Linked DNA regions of Homo sapiens: regions 2 and 3 are each linked to region 1. A link is a loop called in an ENCODE intact Hi-C map of the cell type or tissue named here. Cell type or tissue: IMR-90. All regions are shown on one strand.

Region 1 (8,000 bases):
GATTCCAGTCCTGGATTTTTCTGCTTTACGGTGAAGTTTCTGCCTTCAAGGTAAGGAGCAGATGTTTTCTAAGCTCCCAGGGATTTATCTGCCTTGTTCACACCTTCAGCAGACAGTTCATTGCAGTTTTAATTTATATGGTTCTGTCTCACTGGTGGGACAATAATTCTCGCTCCACTTCAAGTCACAAAATGGCGGCATAAAGGAAAACCAGGCTGTGTCTCATCACATCCAGCTTGCATCCCTCCCTGCTCCTCATTTTCTTTATGCTTCACATGCTCCCTGAATCCAAACAATTCAATCAATCTCAGGTTTGCAACTTGCTGCCAAGAGAGGCCCCATGGCACAGCAGGGAGAGCATAAATTTGGAAGCTGCTTGCTGGGTTCAAGGCCCAGGTCAACCAACAACTCACCAGCCCGATCACCTCCCATCTCTGGGCCTCAGTTTATTCATCTGTAACCTCAGGGCAGGTTGATCCTAATGATTTGTAAGGTCCCTTCCAGCCCTGACATTCTGTTAAACTCAAGTTTATTTGTGAAAGGAGGCTTTCAATCTCTGCTCACCTTGTCCCATCCCAAGCCTGAAAAAGCTACCCGGGTGCCCCTCTGCTGCGCCCACCATTTAGGCTCAGACCCACAGAGGGAGAATCATTCCCAGCTGCTGGCAGCCTAATCCAGCAGCCATGCAGGGAGTCTCGTTACGCCCGTTTCACATGGGTCATGTCAAGTCAACGTGTATTTCTTAAATGCCTCTGACAAGCCCAGAAAGAGGGTGGAGCCCCCAGGGCCTCAGTGACTTCCTCTGCGAAACGAAAGACTTGCACTCGCTGCACTTGTAAGGTGCCTCCCACCTCTGAAGTCCTGAGATTCAGGATTCCGCTGGGGGAAGGGTGGCTACTGCCCAGGGTTGCCAACTGCCAGCCCCGCCCCTGGCATGGCCCAGGCCCAGTTCCTTTCAAGCCTGTGCACCTGAGGCTTCATGTGGGCAGAGTAACCCCCAGTCCAGATATAACCACACGGAGATGAGGGGACGTGTGTGTCATGAACACAGTCACGGCCCCAACACTTCTCCACGGCTGAGTCCCAGCCCTGCCTCCTCCCTGGCCCCCAGCTCTCTGGGCCACTCTGAGATGGATGGCAAAGAGGCAGATGCTTGTCTAGATGGTGTGGTTGAAAGGGAGTCCCCGCACACCCTCCAACTATCTCGCTCACAGACCTGCCTAAAATCCTCATCACAGGCACTTCGATTCTTTGCATTCAGGCATCTTACTTCCAGAAGTTTCCTGTTAAATGCAAATATACACAGAAGAGTCACATGTACTCAGCCTTGGACTTCTTTTTCCAATGCCACCCTTTCACTAACATGTACCAGCTCCCCTCACTACTCCCCAGCAGCCTGAGTCCAGAGCAAAGACCTCTGGCAAACACAAGAACTCTCCCACCAAGAGAAAGGCAGAAACCTAAATTTATGGAGAAAAAAAAAAAAAAACTAGATAGGAAGAGGGAGAAAACAAATAGTCATGCTATCTGACTTCCACCCTGATTTATTTTATGCCCTCCCACAACTAGGGAAAGAAATAGGAATTGGAAGAGGAATTGGTTGGAAAAGAAGAAAAGGATAAGGGGTAACGTAATGGTGATTTGCATACCCATTGTCTTACGAGTGTATTTAGGAATAAAAGTTCTCACTTTTTAAAGTTGTAAAGCCCCATCACATTTTGTTTGATTTGGCTACATGAAACTCTCCTTAAATTACTGCACATGTTTATAAACTTGAATGAATAAAAATTAATTTTGAGTGGGGAGACTTAGAGGGATACGTGTAGCTACACAGAAGGAAACCACAGATATGCAGAACTGGAATTAGCTCTCCGCCTTCCTCACTGAAGCCAGAAGAAAAACTGGAGTCACCATGCATGGAGCAGAATTTAGACCACGTGGAAGACTTTCCTAAAGGAGAGTTGTTGAAACTGAAAGAGAGAATTAGAGGAGATTGGGAGATTTCTTTTTTTGTAAATATTTTTTAAACAGAATCTGTCCCATTTGTGATGGGCTGAAATGTGTAACCGCACCCCCCCCACACACACACACCATTCATGTGTTGAAGCTGTAATCTCCAGAGGGGCAGCATTTGGATACTGGGCCTTTAGGAAGGTAATTAAAGTTAAATAAAGTCATTAATGTAAGGCACTGGGTTTACCGGCAGAAAACACGGCAGCATCCCCGTCAGGAGTCCGGCAATCTCCTCACAACACTCTGACCCATTGGTTCCAGAATCCATGTCCTTTTTTTGAACATACCACCTCCAGGCCTACTCAGCCATCCTTTTTTTTTTTTCTTGGAGTCTCACTCTATCACCCAGGCTGGAGTGCAGTGGTGCCATCTTGGCTCACTGCAACCTCTGCCTCCCAGGTTCAAGTGAGTTTCTTGCCTCAGCCTCCTCCCAGATAGCTGGGATTACAGGCACCCACCACCACGCTCGGCTAAGGGGTCCAGATTCGACCTGTCAAGAAATAAGAGGATGATGCTGTAGAGAAATGGGAAACAGCCATTGTCCCTCACAAACAAACCCAACAGGGGCAGGCAGTGTGCCCCTGTACACCAGGAAGGGATTTTTTTTTTTTCTTTGTAGACAGTCTCACTCTTTTGTCTAGGCTGGAGTGCAGTGGCGCAATCTCGGCTTACTGCAACACCCACCTCCTGGGTTCAAGTGATTCTCATGTCTCAACCTGCCCAGTAGCTGGGATTAAAAGCATACACCACTACACCCAAGTAATTTTTCTATTTTTAGTAGAGATGGGGTTTCACCATGTTGGCCAGGTTGGTCTCGAACTCCTGGGCTCAAGTGATCGGCCTGCCTCGGCCTCCCAAAGTGCTGGGATTACAGGTGTGAACCACCGCACCTGGCCTGGAATGGCTTCTCGAGTCAAAAAGAACCAAAGAAGAGACTGATGCCTTACACTAGGGATGGTGTCAGGAGACAGCTGCCTTCAGGAAGCTGGAGGTGCTGGGATGGGGAAAATGAGGGAATTTTAAAAGGAAATTTGGGGGTAAATATCTCAGCTAAGCATGGGCTTAGGGAAAGGAATTGAACTGCCCCCAAAAGCTGGGACAACTTGCCTGTTTTGAACAAACCTCTGGTTAACATTAAGAGTAGAAATCTGTACTTGATAAAGGACTTCTGTTCCAAAGCTTTTGAAGGAGGAGAAGTGAAGCTATTTCTTTTCTTTTTTTCCTAGTAAATATTTGTATCAAAAATTCTCAAGTTTGTCGCTATTAAAACGAGGTGATGTAGGTGTTTTCATTGGTACTAAGAGGAGCAGGTAAGCTGTGGACTACTGGTAAGCTGCTGGAGGCAAGACTTGATTTGTAGTATTTGCCAATTTCTGGGTTATAAATACTCCCACCAAGGCTGATTTCAAGCTACCAATGGTTTAACAACCAGCTTGCAAAATTCCTATTTAACCAGAGTCTCTGGCAAGTCACCACCAGCTGGCTCCAGCCAACTTCTGCAGGGCATGCAGGCTGAGCAGTGGCAGGTGACCCAGCACAGAACCAGCAGGGAGAGCCAGAGGCCTGGAGAGCAGAGGAGAAATCCCAAGGGTGATGTCAGGAACGCAGGCAGATCCTCCTTTCCAAGATGCATCGCTTCACGAGCACTACTGGAGGTCCAATGTCATGGTCATCCAGCTGTCCCACTTCCTGGAAGGGAGAAGCACATTTCTGTTCTTTGGGATGCACTACCTTATCCCCTGCACACTGTGATTGTGCCATCTGCAGTCCAAGGGAAGAGCAGCAGCCACAGAGAATACCCCAAATCCACCGCAGTCTTAAACTTCCAACATGTCCACAAGAACTTTAGTTTACAGAATAAAGAAAACAAAGGGAAGGAAGGGAATTTTATTTAGAAAAGATCTTCACTAACCATTGTAAAACCAATGAGCCCCACTTCCCCAGGGACCCCAAGAAAATGCCAATGGTTTCCTCCATAAAGTGAGGAAGAGAAAAGGAGTTTCCAAAATCCATGTTTGGATTTGGCCAGACACGTGCTGAATGCTTTTCCCCAGCAGATAGCAACAGGACCCGAGCAATTCCATCACCCATCTACCCCTGACCTTCTGTAGATGACACCTCTTGACTGACCTATACTCTGCACACTCACGTATAATTCATTTAGAACTTCATTCTGTGATCCAGTGTGTCTCAAATAAAATACAAACATACATTTTTGTTTCCAAAACCAAACCAAATGCAAAAGCTGAGACTGGGGCTTATACCTCCCTAGCTTACCCTTCAGTACCCAGCCCTGAGCTCTCCACTTGGCCAATGTTCCATACATTTTTGTCTTTCTCCCCTGCAGAAATTCACCAGGGGATTCTCTCTAAAGGCTTATGCCAGTCACTTCCAGGGTGTTATGAAAACCTATTTTTTGGCCCATGGGGCAGAGAATTGGGTAGAATTTGAGCCAGCACTGGCAAGCATTAAACTAATGCTTGATGAAGTGGATTAACTAAAAGATAGGATTATCAATACATAACCTAGTGGTTCTTATTATATGTATGTGAGTTATCCATTTAAGAGTCCAGGTAGGGTAATACGTTTAAACAGTGCATACGTAAGAAGACACAGAGGGTGTGAATGATGCATATGTTTCCACCAGCCCTCTGGCTGTGCTTCAAGCTGAAAACTCCTGCATTTCCTTGGACTAAGGAACCACAACTAAGAAGGCATTTATTGGGAACGATAAAGGAGAAAGGGTGACCTCTGCTGGGGAAATGAGTTTGTATCTCATTATTTTCTCCAACTCTGTGAAGAAAAAAGTGAATAAAGTGGGAGGAGGTAGAAATGTAACAATGTCCTCCAGGAACAAATGATCATTTTTCCCCACTAATAATTTCTACAATCTCATCAACAAAAGGTCATTGTTTGTTTGGCACATGAACTCTTTAATGATGTGTAGAAATGAGATTCGACTAGGTTTTATAGTGTTTAATAATCATTCTCTAGAAAAAAATGAAGAAATGCTTTCATTTGGAACTGAATAATTTGCTTTATTTTCCTTTTTCTTTTTTGATATTTCACTAATGAAATGAAGAATCTGCAACTGCTTTTTAAATATGAGAACTACTTAGAATAAATGAAAGTCCAGCCCCCAAATGTCTCATTAAGGTCTACAAGTATTCGTTGGATAAATCCACATTTTAGGAATTAAAATATTAAAAACACTTTCAAACAATCTCTACATTTTACAATTGAATGTTTTATGAAGAATGGGAAATACATTACATCGCTTTAAAACTCAGCAATGCTCAGAACAAAATCACTTCTTTGTCGTTCTCATTACATTGCTTGATTTCACTCCTTTGCGTGTCTTTCATCGCCTTTTGACGAGCAAAAAACATGTGTTGTGCCACTGGCCCTCCAACAGCATTCAGTTATTAGTCAGACTTTCCCTGATTCTAGACATCACTTTGGTCTTTAGCTTTGCCAAGTTTAAAGCAAAATACCTAATTTCAAGTTTTCCATAGAAAAGCTGGGCAAGATCCTTTTAAATCTAGCTTTTTAATTGTGTGATGCTGGTGCACATGTAATTCTTCTGTGTGTGTAATTAGGCTCATCAAGGGAGGGAGTGAAGAGGGGACACACAGGAAAGCAGACTTGGAATATCATTCAGAGTTATAGAAGCTGGATTACACTTTTGGGAAACCGTATGTCCTTTGGGAGTCATGACTATAAAAGACATCAGTATCCACTGTAATGGAACCCATGCTCTATCTTTACCAAAAAAATTTAATAAATCAACTTAAATAGAGTGTTTCTTTAAATACCTGTTTATATGTCCTACATAATAAAAGAATTGTATCTTTGTCAGATGCTTTGCTTAAGCTAGTGCACGCTTCCTTCCCACTTCCCTCAGCCTGATGACACAACAGACTATTTCATCGTCAACACCTTTTTGGAAATTGGGCAGAGAGGACAGAGAAAGGGGAAAGAGTAGATTTAACGTTTATTGGTTGGGTTCCTGCCTGGGCCTAAACTGGGGTGGGTGGGGAGGAGAAAAGAATAGGAGTGAAAACAGGTCAAACAGGACTCATTCCCAGCACTTGCCATGACCTCTTCACTCCCTTGCTTTTTCCTCTAATATCATAAACGTATTCATTCTTTCCTCAGAATATCAAGGAGATGTATTCTTCCTTGAAGGCAATGTTTTTGCTTCCTTTTGTTTTATTAAAAAAGTAGACAATGAATTAAGAAATTAATCAATTCTAAATGTTCATATTTATTTAAATGCCAGTATGCATCGAGTTTTTAAAAAATTAACATAAGACCCTAAAAATTCAAGTAATTGTATCTAATATTAATGACAAGAAACAGTAAAGATGGAAGAAACATATTCCTGAAACCATATGTATTTCTTAGAAAAAGGTGACCTTACAGGTGTAATCATTCATATTAGCATTCGATAGACAACCATCAGTTAAGTAAGTCACTACAAAGGCCTAAGTCATTTCTCTCATTTGATTAATATTAAGCACCTGCTGTATGCCATGCACTGCGCCGGGCATTAGGGAGACAACTCTAATAAAGTCAGATTTCCTTCTGGTCCTTCTGGAGCTTATAATATCATGCCAGACATCAATCAACCATCCACAATTTTAAATATAAAATTACAATAGTGATGAGTGCTACCACTGAGAGGTAGATGGTGCTACGGGAGCATTGTTTTTCTTAAAGAATTGTGTTTTTAAAATCCATCTGCATAGTGGGAAAATCCAGCATTGTTGAATTCTGGCCTAGGGCAGAAATAGCTCAAATCAAAGAACTAAAATCAACATTTTATAGGAACAACATGACCGAGCAAACTCTGAGGTAGTGGTCAAAAAGGTGCTTGATTCAATTTAAATATATTTGTTCAGCATCTATGCTATGTAAAGAAGTGCTTATCAAACTTTCATGTGCTCGGGAATCTCTTGGCAATCTTATTCAATGCAGATTTTGCCTCTGTAGGCTCAGGGTGGGGCCTGGGATTCTGCATCTCTAGCAAGCTGTTAAGAGATGCTGATGCTTCCGGTCCCTTCATCATACCCTAAGTAGCTCCAGTTCAGGCCAAGATGCTGAACTAGCGAGGCTGCTGGATGTCCATCCCACCTCTCACCCCTATTAACCCCACAGGAGCCAGAAAAGTAAAGAAGAGAACACTGTGAGAAGCTCTTGAGTTGACTGGGGATGTTATTTCAAATGAGGTTGTGAAGTGGTGGCTTTGTCCCAAGGCAGGAAGCAGCCCAGCAGGGTTGTGGGAAGAGAAAATAGAAAAACTGGTGGAATTCTGCTCTCACCAACCCCATATCTCCTTGGGGCAAACAGTGCCTGCACCTCACCTGCCAAGCTCAGATATCCTCAGAAGAAACTGAGGATCCTCAGAAGAAATAATCTGGAAGTTATTTCTATGTCTCTTCCCCTTCAAACTCCCAGGGCTGGAAAGTGACAATCTGGTCTTGATGGTGGGCCTCAAACTTGGCTGAAGATACAAATCATGTGGGGAGCTTGAAAGTACTTGGATTCCACCTCTAGAGATTCCATTGAAATTGCTCTGGAGCATGACCCAGGCATCCAGATTTGTAGAGGCTTCCCAGGTCATTTGAATGTGCAGCCAAGATTTAAAACCACTGAATTCTGACTGTCTCCTGCAAATCTGCTTCTCTCTGAGGGACAAAAGATGAAGGCCTGAGCTAAAAGCTTATTTTGTGAGATAAGGAGCAACGGAATATAATTTTCAGAGCTCTCCACCCTGGGGCTCATCTAGCCCCATCCCCTGAGTTCACTGGAGCTAACACGCCTGGACCTGCCTTTCTCAACTTGTACTGCCTGTGGAGTCAGTGCCCTAGGGAAAAAATGAGCACACAAAACAAAATAACAGGACATTTGAGGAGCACAGACATCTCTAAAGGAAGAGGGCCTCCTGGATGACAAATTCCAACAGAAGCAGAAATATTAGGACA
Region 2 (8,000 bases), 99 kb before region 1:
AGGGACAGGGGTCAGTGTCGGCTTTCTCAGAGGCTGGCTAGTGTACTTGGATTTCTCCAAAACAAAGAAAGGTGTTGAGACTGGACAGCCTGTAACAGTGAATATTCATTGCTGGTACCTCCTAGGTACAAAGCCTGCCCTCTAGTTGCTGACACTTTGAGAGAAGAAAACACTAATAACATAAAATAATGTTTTCTCTGGCCGGGTGCGGTGGCTCACACCTGTAATCCCAGCACTTTGGGAGGCTGAGGCGGGTGGATCACCTGAGGTCAGGAGTTCTAGACCAGCCTGGCCAACATGGTGAAACCCCATCTCTACTAAAAACAAAAAAAAAATAGCCGGGGGTGGTGGCAGACACCTGTAATCCTAGCTACTCGGGAGGCTGAGGCAGGAGAATCACTTGAAACCAGCAAGTGGAGGTTGCAGTGAGCCGAGATCGTGCCATTGCACTCCAGCCTGGGCAACGAGAGAAAAACTCTGTCTCAAATAGTAATAATAATAAAGTTTTCTCAATTTAATATAAATAAATGTCAAATTATGTACATTCTGGGTAACATCATTCACTACTTTGAGTTATGTAAAGAAATGGAGATAAGATAGCACTAAAGACAACTTTACTATTCTGCTTGGACTTGGGCTTAGAAATAACATTCGCACATACAAAGCTGAGATTCAAGAGAAATATATGTTTCCATTTTTAGTGTGTTCCTAGGTGCTCTTTGTTCCTTTGGCAGCAATAACCCCAATAATTGGGGAAATACATTACCTACTGAGGCATTCCAAATCTTCTAAATCAAGCTCATTAGAGTCCACTGCTTTCATGATGGACTTTTCCATATCTGATAGCAAATTAAAGACAGTGAAGATGTTTGAAAAGCTGGCCAGGCCTAAGGTACAAAAGCAGAAAGCTTATTATCCTTCCTTTCTCCAACTCACTTTCTTCTTAGGCATGAAACACCCAGCCCCATCCTCTCCTGAACTTGACCAGTTAGCTTTACTTGTTTCTGTTCTATTCCCCTTGTCCAGTCCAAAATTTCGGCTCCAGTACATTCCTTTTATTTCCTTTACTCAAGAATGAGATTGCCTCAGCCTGTCCAACATGGTGAAACCCCATCACTACAAACGATACAAAAATTAGCCCGGCATGGTGGCACACACCTGCAATCCCAGCCTCTCAGGAGGCCAAGGCACGAGAATCGCTTGAACCCAGGAGGCGGAGGTTTCAGTGAGCCGAGATCATGCCACTGCACTCCAGCCTGGGTGACAGAGCAAGACTCTGTCTCAAAAAAAAAAGAAAGAAAGAAAGAATGAGATTGCCTCTACACATTACCAGAAAGTAAAATAAATGGAAAAAAAAAAAGAAACCCACAAACTTCTTATTTGTGTTCCTACTCAAGACGACCAATGTCGTTCTTGCAATTCTGAGCCAAGTGCCTAAGACAGAATGGAGTCCTCTTTAAACATGAGGGAATCTGGGGTGCCAGGTGAACTAGACTTCGCGACATTCCTAGCCTACTCTAAGCAAGAAACAAAACATGTAAGTTTCCCAGCAAACCAATGTGCACATGACAAGAGCTGTAATCAATAAGTAACTTGATAAAGTGGATAAAAATTGACTCGTGGGGAGTGAAACATCCTATTAAGCAAATTCAACCCAGACCACTTCAACCCAGACCACTTTCAGTCAGCCATACCAAGCTGCAAAACTCAACAACCAAAGTCTTTGTGGGAGAAGCTAGATCAATATTTTAAACCCAAGCTCCTTAACGTTGTACTACCAGCAAACCAGGGGGGGAAAATCATGATGCCTTCTAAATCCAAAGACAGAAAAAAGGATGGGGAAAGCAGGGGAGGGGCCAGAAATATGTAGGTTGTAAGTTACACGCAACTCCCAGGGAATAAATCTGTCTTTCCTGAACTACACAAGTGCTTAAATCCACCAGTCCAGCCGCAAGCGACCTTCATGAATACTGAAAGAGGAGAAGGAAATATTCAGGTCGCAAATTTATCTGATTGAAAGGCAGCAACTAAGTGAAGCCTGCAAAAGTTTGATTTCTTTTTCATTAATATTGGGGGAGGAAAGAAAACACTCTGAGATGCCAGGCACAGAGGAAAGGGAAGCATTGCCTGCTGCAATTTTTTTCAAATTGCATGAATACCATCATATAAATATTTTCATTTGTGAGGAAAGTGCGATTCTGTGTAAAAGAGTTCTCATGAATAAGTACCAAGCATTCAAAGCAGATCTCCACTGGAATTCCAGAAGCATTTCTGCTGCCCTACCTGAGCACCAGCCTCTTCTTACCCAGCCACAATAGCCAATCAAAAAAGCAATTCTCAAAATTATAGTCTGCTGACAGAGGATATCAAAGGGCTAAGTTTTGCTGTGCTTTGATTGGATTCCAACTTATGGGGACCAGCGAACATCTACTCTTATAAGGCTCTGACAAAGAGATGAAAAGAAACAATGTCAGCATGATCGCCAGGGCAAATTATTTTATAGCCATTTCTCCTCCACCTTGGTCCCCATCCAAAAGAAATCACCTAATCAAAACTACTTCCAATTGTTTTCATTTGCAACTCAATTTTCTGTGAACTCATTGAGGGCCTACTATGTGTAGAGCACTACAGGGTATGTGGGGGCGGGGGAATGCTTATGACAGGTCCCTCAGTCAGGTGACTCCAAAATTATCCAGTGAAATCCGGGTGAAAGAGAGGCAGCTGGTAGCTCCTAGAGGCCCCTTGCAGATGGGCAGTGGAGGGTCAGCCTGCCATCGGACATCGCCATTCAAACCCTAGGTGTTTGTAAACGTGGCTGAGTAGAAATGGCAAGGGCTTGAATGGGAGTCCAAGTCCTGGCCATGCCACTGGATTTTGGCACGATACTTAATGTGTCTGGGCCTCGGTTTCTTCATCTGTAAAATAGAATAATACCTATATCATGGGGGTGTGGGGAAGATTAAAGTCATAGGTAGAATGCTAGGAAAGTGCTCGAAGCCAAGTAGGTGCTGAGTAATGGTCAGCTACTTCTCTTTTCATGAAGAAAGTCGTTAGCAAGGGCTCAAGGCTGGCACAGAGAAAACATGAACTCTATTCTCCCCGACCTCATGTCTGGTACAAGGACACCTGGAACAATAACAAGGCAGACAAGCTCTCCAGCCTACTCTGGCCCTGTCAGCTCACCTGCTCACTGCAGCAAGGCTGAGCAGAAAGACAATTACCTCAGAGTGAAGAGAAATTGGATCCAACCCTGAGAAAGATGATTGAGGCATTTCAGAAAGTGAAAAGCTAATGTGAATAGACAGTTTCCAAAGCCATTCCTCCCCCTTTGTAACTGAACTGGACAGCCGGCCGATCCTCAGGGAAGGGGAGGGTCTCTACAAAGGGCCCCCTACTTCACCCAGACTCCATGGAAACCTATGGGCAAAGAACTGGGCTAAGCACTTTTGTGGATACAAGCATAGTCAAGAAGTGGTTCTGTCCCCCAAGGAGACTACAAGTAAGTCAGGAAAAGGAAATAGATATGGATTAAAAGTTATTTGTTTGGCCGAGCACAGTGGCTTATGCCTGTAATACCTGCACTTTGGGAGGCCAGGGCAGGAGGATCAGTGAAGGCCAAGAGTTCAAGACCAGCCTGGGCAACATAGCAAGATCCCATCTCTACAAAACAGCTTTTTAAATTTGTTTAATGTTATATGTTTTGTACACCAATGTTTGTAGAAGCACTATTCACAATTGCCGAAAGGTGGCAGCAACACAAATGTCCATGAACAGATGAATGAAGAGACAGAATGTTGCATATATGTGCAATGAAATATTCTTTAACCCTAAAAAGGAATGAAATTCTGATACATGCTAAAACGTGGTCAAGCTTTGAGGACATTATGTTAAGTGAAATAAGCCAAGCACAAAAGGACAATTATTGTATGATTTCACTTGCGTGAGTTACTTAGAACAGGCAAATTCATAAATAAAATAGAGGATACCAGGGTCTAGGAAGAGGAAGAATGAGGAATTATTGTATTAAACCCTCTAAGGGTGCAAAGTTTCTGTTTGGGAAGATAAAAAAGTTCTGAAAATGGATAGCAGTGATGGTTGCACATGCACACACTGTAAATGTATTTAATAACACTGAATTTATACACTTAAAAAATTATTTAAAAGAAAATAATCCTGGGGCCAGGTGCGGTGGCTCACGCCTGTAATCCAGCACTTTGGGAGGCCAAGGTGGGCGGATCAGGAGATCAGGAGATTGAGACCATCTTGGCTAACACAGTGAAACCCTGTCTCTACTAAAAATAAAGAAAAGTAGCTGGGTGTGGTGGCAGGTGCCTGTAGTCCCAGCTACTCGGGAGGCTGAGGCAGGAGAACGGCATGAACCCAGGAGGCAGAGCTTGCAGTGAGCCAAGATTGCACCACTGCACTCCAGCCTGGGCAACAGAGTGAGACTCTGTCTAAAAAAAAAAAAGAAAAGAAAAAAAAGAAAATGATCCCAAAATTTGTGTGGGACCACAAACATTCGTGTGAATCTCAAATAGCCAAAGCAATATTGAGCCAAAAGAACAAAGCTGAAGACATCATACAACCTGATTTCAATATATACTGTAAAGCTACAGTAATCAAAACAGGATGGTACTAGCATGAAAGTGGAAATATAGATCAATGGAGCAGAATAGTGAGCCCAGAAATAAATCCACACTTTTACAGTCAACTGATCTTCTACAAAGTTTCCAGGAACACACAATGGGAAAAAACAGACTCTTCAATAAATAATATTGAAAAAAATTTATCCACATGCAGAAAAATAAAACCGAACCCTCACTTTTTTTTTTGAAACAGAGTTTCACTCTGTCACTCAGGCCAAAGTACAGTGTCACAATCATAGCTCACTGTAACCTCTAACTCCTGGGCTTAAGCAATTCTTCTGCCTCAGCTTCCCACGTAGCTGGAACTACAGGCATGCACCATCACACCTGGCTATTTTTTAAAACATTTTTGAAGAGGCAGGGTATTGCTATGTTGCCCAGGCTGATCTCAAACTCCTGGCGTCAGGCAATCCTCCTGCCTTGGCCTCCCAAAGTGTTGGAATTATAGGCCTGAGCCACCATTCCTGGCCAAGAAAAAGCCACTTGACATTGATCTAGGAAATGATTTTTTTGGATATGACTCAAAAGCTCGGGCAGTAAAAGCAAAAACAAACATGGGGTTGCGTCAAACTAAAATGTTTCTGCACAGCAAACAATCAACACAGTGAAGAGACAATCTGCAGAATGGGAGAAGATATTTGCAAATCATACATCTGATAAAGGGTTAATATCCAAAATATATTTTAAAAACTCAGACAATTCAATAGGAAGAAAACAAATAACCCAATTTAAAAATGGGCAAAAGGACCTGCATAGACATTTCTCAAAAGATGACATACAAATGGCCAATGGGCATATGAAAATATGCTCAACATTATCAATCATCATGGAAATGCAAATCAAAACCACAATGAGCTATCATTTTACACCTGTTAGAATGGTTATTATCAAAATGTCAAAAGATAACAAATGTTGGCAAGGATGTGGAGAAAAGGGAATCCTCGTACACTATTGGTGGGAATGCAAGTTAGTACAGACATTATAGAAAACATATGGAGGTGCCTCACAAATTAAAAATAGAGCTATCATGTGATCCAGCAATCCCAATTTCGGGTACATATCCAAAGAAAATAAAATCACTATCTTGAAGAGATACCTGCACTCTCATGTATATTGCAGTATTATTAGCAATAGTCAAGATATGAAATCAATTTAAGTGTTCGTTGACAAATGAATGAGTAAAGAAAATGTAGACTACACATGCACACACACAAACATACACACACACACACCCACACACACACAATGGAATACTATTCAGCCTTTAAAAAGAAGGAAATCCTGTAATTTGCAACAACATGGATGAAACTGGAGAATGTTGTGCAAAGTAAAATAAGTCAGGCACAGAAAAGCAAATACTGCATGATTTACTTACATGTAGAACCAAAAAAAGTTGAACTCATGGAAGCAGAGTAGAACGGTAGCTACCAGAGGTAAAGGGGGTGGGAGATGGGGGGAGGATTGGGGAAACGTTGGTCAAAGAAGGGTACAAACATTCAGTTAGACAGGATGAATAAGTTCTCATGCCTGTAATCTACAGGCATGTAGATTTTATATACTACAATCTATTTTTATATGCTACAAAATTCCCAGGAGAGTAGATCTTAAATGCTCTCACCACAAAGAAATGATTGGTATTTGAGGTCCTGGATATGTTCATTAGTTTGAATTCATTATTTCACAATGTATACATATAACAAAACATCATGTTTTATGCCATAAATATATACAATTTTAAATTGTCAATTATACCTTAATGAAGCTAGGAGGAAATGGCTAAAATGGTAACTTTCATGTTATACATATTTTAGGACAATTTTTAAAAGGTATATGTCCACTACAGCGTTTGCCAAGACCACTCCCTCACACAGCCCCCACCTCACACATTTTGTGCTATGTTACTTCCACCACCCCTAGCCATAAGAGATGAAACCAAGAGTGTTGAACAAATGAGCCAATTTATAGGTGTACAAGGCTTGTATGACGTGGCCCAAATGTAAGAGCAGGCTCTGAGCTTGTGATGGTTAATATTGAGTGTCAACTTGATTGGATTTAAAGATGCAAAGTATTGATCCTGGGTATGTCTGTGAGGGTGTTGCCAAAGGAGAATAACATTTGAGTCAGTGGGCTGAGGAAGGCAGACCCACCCTTAATCTGGGTGGACACCATCTAATCAGCTGCCAGCAAATATAAAGCAGGCAGAGAAAATGTGAAAAAGCTAGACTGGCTTAGCCTCGGAACCCACATCTTTCTCCCATGCTGAATTCTTCCTGTCCTCGAACGTTGGACTCCCAAGTTTTTCAGCTTTGGGACTCAGACTGGCTTCCTTGCCCCTCAGCTTGCAAACAGCCTATTGTGGAATCTTGTGATTGTGTGAGTTAATACTACTTAATAAACTCCTCTTTATATATACATATGTATACACATATATCTCCTATTAGTTCTGTCCCTCTAGAGAACCCCGACTAATGCAGGGCCCATCTGATACTTGCTCAAAAAATTTAACTGGAAATGCAAAGGAATGGAGGTCCTTAGTAGTAGTAGCTAAAGCTGAAAAGTCATAATGCAGAAGACAGGACCATGACAGACCATGTGCAAGCTAAATTTTGGAGGATATAAAAAGTATTAATAAGAAGGCAGAAAAAAATTAACCACTGTAGGTTGTACCTGTCAACCTACCTGTCAAGGTCCTGGCAGGCAAAGGACTGCACACTCAAACCAAGTAATTGAGAAAGGTTAGATGAAGAGCTCATGTTCAGAGCAAGGGGCAGGGTTTAGGGGAACTAATAAAGGAGGATGCAGTACTTGAGAGCTAGTCACAGCAAGGTCTGTTACCACCCCTGGGCCTGAGGGGCCAGGCAGGGAAGAGTATCAGAACCATGAGAGAGGAGCTGAACTCAGAGAGCTGCCTTAGGCAGAGGGCTGCAGCTTACCCACAGCAACCCCGCAGGAAAGGAGCTGGGGGAATGCCACCTCAACCTTACCCTCCTCCTGCCTCCTTTTCTCCTGCCCTGCCTCTATTGGTCAAACCAAACCAGAGCCAGTGGACAATCCATTCAAGTGCGTCCTCCTTATAGTGGCACTTTGCAGAGGAGATAGCAAAACTGGGCTTGAGTTGTATTGCAACTGGTTCTGATGAGCTGAAACGGAGAATCGACTGTGAATTTTGAATGACTCAGGTAAGCCAGGCCCTTCCTGGACCCTTCTACAGGTTCCTTCTTCACCAATGAACAATGGGACTTGTTTTAACCAATCGGGCCCACACCTAACAAGAGTGGTAGTTTTCCATCCTTAATTGAGATAACCACCCTGAAACCCTCTTCCGAAGTCAAAAAAAAAAAAACACTTGACTCT
Region 3 (8,000 bases), 1.4 Mb before region 1:
ATACAACTACCTGAAAGTTGGAACCAGAAAAATGAGAAGCGGCTATCTGTGTGGGCAAAAAAGACGGCAAGAGAAGGATTCTTTTCTTTCTTTTTTTTTTTTTTTTTTTCTAGACAGCAGAGGAAGCACTTGGCTTAAAATAAAAAAGCTTCAGCAAAGTTCAAATGAAATACATGCACCAATTCCTTCAGGTCCTTGAGCCCCATGGTATTCTCACAGACAAGAGGAAAGATAGTCTGAAAAATCAAGTCGGAAGGACAATGCCAAGGCCAGCAGGCTCAATCTGCACAGAACGCTGTTTGAGGGGGTTTGGGAAAGGCCACATTGAACTGAATTTCTTTTTTTGTGAACCAAGGATCACTGAGCTGATCCAACAGCCACATCCTCTAGCCGGAAGGCTGCAAGGGGCGAGCTTCAAGGAGCTAAGGCTTCAGGGAGCCCTTTCTGACTGGGAGCCCATTCAAACAGGGAGAGCCCGCCAGCAGGGGAAGTTTGGGCTCAGCAGATGAGTGTGAAGGAACATCGGCCCGGCCAGTGTTGACGTGGCAGGGTGTCAACATTCAGAGCGGCAGCTGCTGCCAGAGCCCTGAGTGCCCAGACTGATAGGAGGGGGCTGGAGCCTTCCAAACAGGCTCAGTCCAGGCACGCAGGAAATGTCAGAGGCAGCAGTCTGGTGGAGGGGCGGCGGCTGTTCCGCGTGGGAAGGTCTCTTTTGATTGATTGCCTGGTACAGAAGCCTGGCGATGGCAGTCAATCAGCACAGGATCTGTGTGGGGTGAGGAGAGAGAGAGGGGAGTGGGAGGAGAGGAGGAAAGTGGAAAATGCGCCAAAAAGAACTTGTGGTGCCTTCCAGAGCCATCAGCTGGAAGAAAGCTCAGTGCTACCCTCCTGGAGAAAATGCTGGCTGAAGACCCCTGCTGAAAACAGGCAGCCACCGCAGCCAGACAGCTCTTATGCCCATGCTGAGCTTCATGGAGTGTGGGACCCATCTCCAAGGGAGCGACTGCCTGGGGTCCTATTTTCCACCCTGCAGAGCAGGAAGGAGAGTCCTGTTTCCCAGCGGATGGGTGTGAGGAAGACACATGTGGACACCTTGTGACTGTGTCTACAGCATCAAGAAGAAGCTGGTGTGACGTGGGCCTCCTGGAGTGAAACTGGGAAGTCAGGCAGCCCTTGTGTTCAGCCCATGGTTTCCTCCCCACAATAGGAGCATTTGTAAGACCAACAAATTGACACAAATCCTGTGTAGATAAAAAAGTAGAGCACAACGCCAAGGAGGCAGGGCTCCAGGCAGCACTCCTCTCTAATTTTTTTCAGTTAAAAGGAAAGGAATCTAGTTTATTAAGTAGACCTCTTGACATATAGACAGAAAATTTAAAATGAATAGATAAATAAATAAATAAGGTGGAAGTCACAGAGATCTAAGATTATATATGCAATTAAATCCTCAGCTAGGAGTTCAGGATTGTAAGAATGGAGTTGAATCTAGAAACAAGAATATGGTCAGGCGTTCCAGACCAGCCTGGCCAACATGGTGAACCCCACCCCCCCCCCACCATCTCTATTAAAAATACAAAAATTAGCCGGGCATGGTGGTGGGTGCCTGTAATCCCAGCTGCTTGGGAGGCTGAGACAGGAGAATGACTTGAACCTGGGAGGTGGAAGTTGCAGTGAGCTGAGATCACACCACTGTACTCTAGCCTGACTGCCAGTGAAACTCTGCCTCAAAAGGAAAGTGAAAGAAAGAAAGGAAAGAAAGGGAAGGGAAGGGGAGGGGAGGGAGACAAAGTGCCCTGTTGCCAATAGTTTTTATTTCAGAGGTCCTCCTGAACAACCTCTCTGGGTTCCTCCTGCCTGAGGTCTCTCACTCCCTATGCAGCTCACCTCTGCCTAACTCATCCCTCCTCAAGGAGGGTTCCTTGATGCCCTATGTCAGGTGGTAACCACTGCCCCGATACTTAAACTTCTGTTCTCTGCTAGAGCCCCCATCGCAGCACTTGCCACGGTATCAGTTATAATTAAAGCATTTATGTGCCCTCTTACTTTTCATCTGTGTCCTCTGCAAGAACATGATCTCCTTGAAGGTGGAACCAAGCCTGTCTTAGTCACCTTGTATCCCAGTACAGGATTGGCATATGGTAAATACTTGTTGAATGAATGGATGATTGAATAGGAACATGTAGTTGGAACAGGAAAGCATCGCACGTTTCAAGAAAACACAGTCTGAGTGTTGGAGACAGGCTGGGGGTAGGTCAGGCTGAGCCATTTTGGGAGGACACTGATCTATAAACTCCAAAAATACTCCAAGATTTGAGAAAAAGAAAATTCACTAGGAGGTTCCAAACCAGCCAACAGTACTGACTGTCAGGAGGAAAAAAAAAAATCCCAAGGATTTTGAAATTCTCAGGAGTGTATCCATGCTCACTTAACCCCCTGGAGATTCACCAGAAGAAGCACTTGTCAAGGAGAGGAAAATAGCAGGAAACTAAGTATTTTGAGGAGCTTGCTTTGTGCCAGTCACTGTTAAGCAGTTTATATATGGGATCATTCCATTCTCATGGGCAGATTTGTGAATTAGGTATTAGTGGCACTCTTTTAGACTAGAGCTTACAGATGTCATCAGATATGCTTAAGGGGAAACATTGCTGAAGGGTAGAGTCAAGATACTAACCTAGATTTATTCCTGACTTCAGAGCCTGTAGCTTTTTCTAGACAACCACCCGTGTTATTCAAGATCTTCCAGTGTAGTTGCTGGTTTTCTAGGGCTTCTGGTATTCCAAGGCAGCCCAAATTATTCTTAAAGCTCTAAAGCTGCTCCATAGTAGAGTGTGTGTATGTATGTGTGTGTCCTTGTGTTGTAATCAATGCTGGCAGGGTAAAAAAAAGATGGAATTTTAATGCCTACTGGCATAAATAATAAAATTCATAGTATATTTACTCAGTGTTGAGTAGATTATGGATCATGTATCAAACTATGGGATCATAGTTACAGCAGCAAAATTGAGAGCTGGAACTTTTCCTATTTGATTATACTTGCAATGTAGATACCTGAATTTTTTTCTCAATGTGATTTGCATTTGCCTTTGTGTCACTATTCTGGATTATCTATCTATGAGTAGATTATTCTCAGACTCCTGGCCTCAAGTGATCCTCCCACCTCAGCTTCCGGAGATGCTGGTATTACAGGTGTGAGCCACTGCACCCAGCTTATAGGTAGATTATTCTAATTTGGGTTTGTCCAAGAGCGAATGTCCTTCTAAGTTATGAATGATGCCTACTCTACACTTGGGACTCTGTTGACATCTCAGCTCCTTCTATTTAGTTTTATTGTCAAGATATCCTTTGAGACTGAAACACTGAACTTCACCTAATCCATCAAAGGTCTGGGGAATGGTGACACGTGGCATCAGTCTGAAAGAGATCTGCTGATTAACACTGCTGAAGTCGTTTCCATGGAGCACTTGAGTAGTAGGGCAGGATGGGGAAGCTGGACAGCTTCTTGGCCTTTTCCCCACGTTTTCTTTTTCTCTTCAGGTGTGGCCTTGTTGCTTTATTTGAAATCATTAGACTTTAGTTTGGCAGATGTGACTTTATTCACACGCAAGAGCAGAGCATAATTAAAAGCCAAATTTAAGTTCTCAATGCATTGTCTTTTTTGTTATCCATGTATCTACTCATCTTTAACAGAGAAAATAGTTGTGGTTGGACTCTATTTTTATTTATTTTTTTTGAGACGGAGTTTCACCCTTGGTGCACAGGCTGAAGTGCAGTGGAGCCATCTCAGCTCACTGAAACTCTGACTCCCGGGTTCAAGCAATTCTCCTGCCTCAGCCTCCCAAGTAGCATGGATTACAGGCGTGCACCACAACACCTGGGTAATTTTTATATTTTTAGTGGAGACGGAGTTTCACCATGTTGGCCAGGCTGGTCTCCAACTCCTGACTTCAAGTGATCCGCCCATCTCAGCCTCTCAAAGTGGTGGGATTACAGGCGTGAGCCACCGCACCCGGCCTGGACTCTATTTTTGGACAGAATTACACACACAGTGTTGATTGTTATCATAAATGCCACGTGCATAGATGATAACATGCTTTGCCCTGGTTGTGTAAAAGTAGTTTGTTGACCAAATCAGATTTTGTACTTAGAGCCGGGGCAGCTTTCCCTGAGGAATCAAGTCCTGTGGCTTGAGAGGTGACGAACGGTCTTGTCACTTCGGAAGAAACTTCAGGCTACTCATCAATCAGGGATTTTGTTCCTCAAAGTCAGCAGCACCTCAGCTGCCTCCTGATTGAAGGCCCAAAAAGCCACTAGGAGGAGCTAATGACTGACCGAGTTTAGGCTCACCAATATTTAAAGCAAATTGCTGCCACAGACTGCCCACCCTGGGCTGCGGGCTCTGGGTGTTTAATTATTTACATGGTAATGGATGGACCAGGAATCGTCCGCCCTTCCAACAGCTCACCAAGGAGAGCAACTGTGTCTCGTGATTTCATTTGCGGGTTATTTCCTGTGAGGAAGAAGGCTTTTCAACCTTGCTGCAGACAGAAAGGTGGAAAAAGTGCTGCATTAGCAAAACTCCCAAGTGGCTCCCATTTTAAATTAAAAAAAAAATGCAAACACACTGACTTCTGGTTTTCTGATGCTTCCCACAAATTCCCAGTGTACAAGAACCATTGAAGAGACCCAGATAATAAAGAATCTGTTTCTGGATATTATGGGAAGTCCCTCCCTTTTCTGTAAACAGAACATCGGAGGTAAAGAAGGGTCAGACCCTGGAGTCCAAAGGCTGGGTTCGAATCCCAGATCTGCCATCTAACAGCCATGTATCTTTGGATGTGGTTCTTAACCTCTGTGTTCCTCCTTTTCGCCGTCAGTGATAATTCTACATGCTCCTGGGGCTGTGGTGAGGATTAAGTGAGTTAGTACACAAACCTACATGCCTGTGAGCTTGTGCTCAGTTCTGCTTAGTGGGTTTTCTGTTCCCCACGGCCAGCCAAATGCATTCCAAATTGATAATAGAAATTGAGGTGCAATCATGGAATACTATGCAGCCATAAAAAATGATGAGTTCATGTCCTTTGTAGGGACATGGATGAAGCTGGAAACCATCATTCTCAGCAAACTATCACAAGGAGAAAAAACCAAACACCGCATGTTCTCACACATAGGTGGGAATTGAACAATGAGAACACATGGACACAGGAAGGGGAACATCACACACCCGGGCCTGTTGTGGGATGGGGGGAGGGGGGAGGGATAGCATTAGGAGATATACCTAATGTTAAATGACAAGTTAATGGGTGCAGCACACCAACATGGCACATGTATACATATGTAACTAACCTGCACGTTATGCACATGTACCCTAAAACTTAAAAAAAAAAAGAAATTGAGGTGCAATCACAATTTTCTATTCTGCTTTTTCATTGAACAGTTTTTCACAGTCATTTTCGGGGGTACCACCAAATTTAAAGTTCTCTGTAAAGGTGGAAAGGAAAATCTGCAAGAGATTTTCAACATTTAAAAAACCCTAATAATATCATTATGCCTGATTTAACTCAATGCATAATCACGTTTTCTTGCTTTTGGCAGGAATTCTGGCAAATCAAGTTGGTTGTCTCACTTTGCTCATAGAGGCGAGAATCTTGCAGCTCTCTGTTTTTTGAGTATTTTTTCAAGTGATTAAAAATAATTAAAGCTATTGTCTCAAAGTAAATTGGATTTTTTGGCCGGGCATGGTGGCTCACGCATGTACCCAATGCTTTGGGAGGCCAAAGTGAGTGAATCACCCGAGGTCAGGAGTTCAAGATCAGCCTGGCCAACATAGTGAAACCCTGACTCTACTAAAAACAAATACAAAAGTTAGCTGGGCATGGTGGCACGTGCCATTAATCACAGCTACACGGGAGGCTGAGGCGTGAGAATTGCTTGAACCTGGGAGGCGGAGGTTGCAGTGAGCCGAGATCACGCCACTGTACTCCAGCCTGGGTGACAGAGTGAGACTCCATCTCAAAAATAAATTTGTTTTTTTTTAAGTTTGGGAGTTATGTAGGAAAAAAAATATGTTAATCTTCTTTGAGAAAAAAAGTTGAAAACTTCTGTTAAATCTTTATGAACATATCACCATTGTCTTCATGCTTATAAAATGAACTTATATAGCCATTTAATTAGAAATTTTTAAAATAAAAGTTTACCTTTAAAAACAAGGTTTTTATTTTTCCTGGATGTAAAATAAATACACAATAGCAAAAGAGAATGTATAAAACAAGAAAGTACACAGTAGAAAAATAAAAATCATCTAGTAACTGGGCTGTTATGAAATAATCTTTATTAACATTTGGGACTTTTCTTTCTGACATTTTTTTGTATATATACACGTGTGTGTGTGTACCTGTGTTCCTGTATGTACATTTGTGAAATGGAGATTCTGTATGATATCATTTTCACTTTATTATAAATATTTTCTCATTTTAGATTTGGATAATACTATGTTTAATGGTGTCTGTAAGGATTTACTTTTCAGATTCCACCTAGAGCTTAATTTATGAAAACGTTAATGACTCTTGAGCTGCAAGACCTAGAATGAGCCCTAGCAATGTATTTGCAAGAGTAAGGTATATTAACAACTTCCTCTCCTATCCGATGTCATTGAAGTGTCAGTAGTCAATGTTAGTATCTGGCCAAGGGAAACTTGGATTGGAGAAGTGATGGTGTGAGTTTAGTGGAATATTTTTAATAGTTGATAGTCACTTCTTGTGTAGTTAAGTTTTTGAAAGTCTTGCATTGTAATGGTTAGGGTTATAATGCACTAGCTCAACTGGTGTTATACTCAATAACTATAGCAATAACAATAACCCATTCACCAAGGACAGGGAGTGGATGACCTTCAGAACCTTGCCTCAGAGGAGCAGACCATAAGTTTTTCAGCCATCTCCCGTCATCAGTCTCCACTCCGTAAGGTGATAGACAGCTTCCTTCCCTAAACCCACAAACCCCATCTTTAAGAGGCGCTGGGGGAACGAAAAGAAACTTGAAAAACTGATCCTGGTCCCTAAGGAAACAGTTTAAATTGCTGACTTGCACTCTACATAGGGTGTTCTTCTCAATATCTCGACAAGCATTTGGATGGGTTTGTGACAAAGATGAGTACATCAGCAGAGAAATGAAGGCAACACATTTCCTCTGCACATCTGAGGGAAGTATGAGTATGTTTGCAACCCTGCGTCCCTATCCAAGAACAACCTATTCTGTCCTGTGAAGGTCGATAAGGAAAGAATTAGTAGAATGGCTACATGGGGAATGTGGATTATCTGAGATTTTCACCTACTTTTAGTAGGCTACCTTGTCCTAACAGGAATCATTTTTGGTTTCCAATATCATGCCAGAGAATGAGGCCAGGGCCTGCATGTGTTAGTCCTAAAATGCATCATTTGTTTCAAAAAAGGATAATGTGATTTGCCTTGCAGAGGATCTCAGCAGTAGTTGGCTAGCCCAGAGGTGAGTCAGGGTTAAGTGACTTAGGAAGCCACATGAGTCAGTGGGGCCTGCACAGATGGAGGGAGCTGACTTGGCAGGTTCTCTTCTAGAGGCAGCCCCCTTGTCGGTGGAGCAGGCCTTTCATTTACTCCCTTTCCAGGGTGGTTTTCCTGGGTGACATGGGCACCAGTGGAAATATGCATAATGAAGGTCTCTTTTGGCTACCACTCTGGCCACAGTATTTTGCCCCCCAACACCCCTGCAGACCTTCCTGTCTATATGCACGAAAGCCAAGAGATTTCACACAGCTTGACTGAAACAAATACCAAGTCAGACGAGACCTCAGATCTGAGCTGCATAAATGCAACACCGTGGAATGCAGCAGGTACTGTCAAACGTCCAAATGTTAATATTAGAGAGATTATGAGTAATTCCTTTTTGATTTAAGCAAGTTCTTTTTTATAGATGCCAATGCATTTCAATTAAATGTGCAAAACTGCCAAAGCCTGTAGGACATATAAAAT

Evidence for each region. Hi-C counts contacts between places; a loop is a spot of excess contacts. Peaks named below come from ENCODE experiments on the same cell type or tissue, not always from the same donor. Only the 100,000 strongest peaks of a DNase experiment are listed, where the experiment ranks them.
Region 2: a loop joins it to region 1, with 9 times the contacts of the local background. A loop is called at or near these places in 50 of 110 quality-filtered maps.
Region 3: it touches region 1 in a loop (4-fold over the local background); 2 of 110 quality-filtered maps call a loop at or near these places.

The regions. Positions count from the first base shown.
Region 1 is chr2:219,733,156-219,741,155 of GRCh38, reverse strand. LINC02832 (long intergenic non-protein coding RNA 2832) reads right to left here. Exons shown (of 2, transcript NR_185880.1): 2 at 3,228-3,702. It overlaps LOC105373887 (a long non-coding RNA gene), which reads right to left and starts at 2,357. Exons shown (of 3, transcript XR_923923.2): 1 at 2,201-2,357. In IMR-90, CTCF peaks have their summits at 3,776 (motif pointing left) and 4,758 (motif pointing left); a DNase peak (open chromatin) is centred at 4,725.
Region 2 is chr2:219,832,592-219,840,591 of GRCh38, reverse strand. No RefSeq gene overlaps it. Among named protein-coding and RNA genes, the nearest start is that of LINC01803, 68 kb to the left of the region's middle. In IMR-90, a CTCF peak has its summit at 3,735 (motif pointing right); no DNase peak of the experiment used is centred here.
Region 3 is chr2:221,097,223-221,105,222 of GRCh38, reverse strand. No RefSeq gene overlaps it. Among named protein-coding and RNA genes, the nearest start is that of EPHA4, 470 kb to the left of the region's middle. RefSeq lists an enhancer at 360-654. In IMR-90, CTCF peaks have their summits at 481 and 4,318 (motif pointing right); DNase peaks (open chromatin) are centred at 532 and 7,522; H3K27ac peaks cover 191 bases.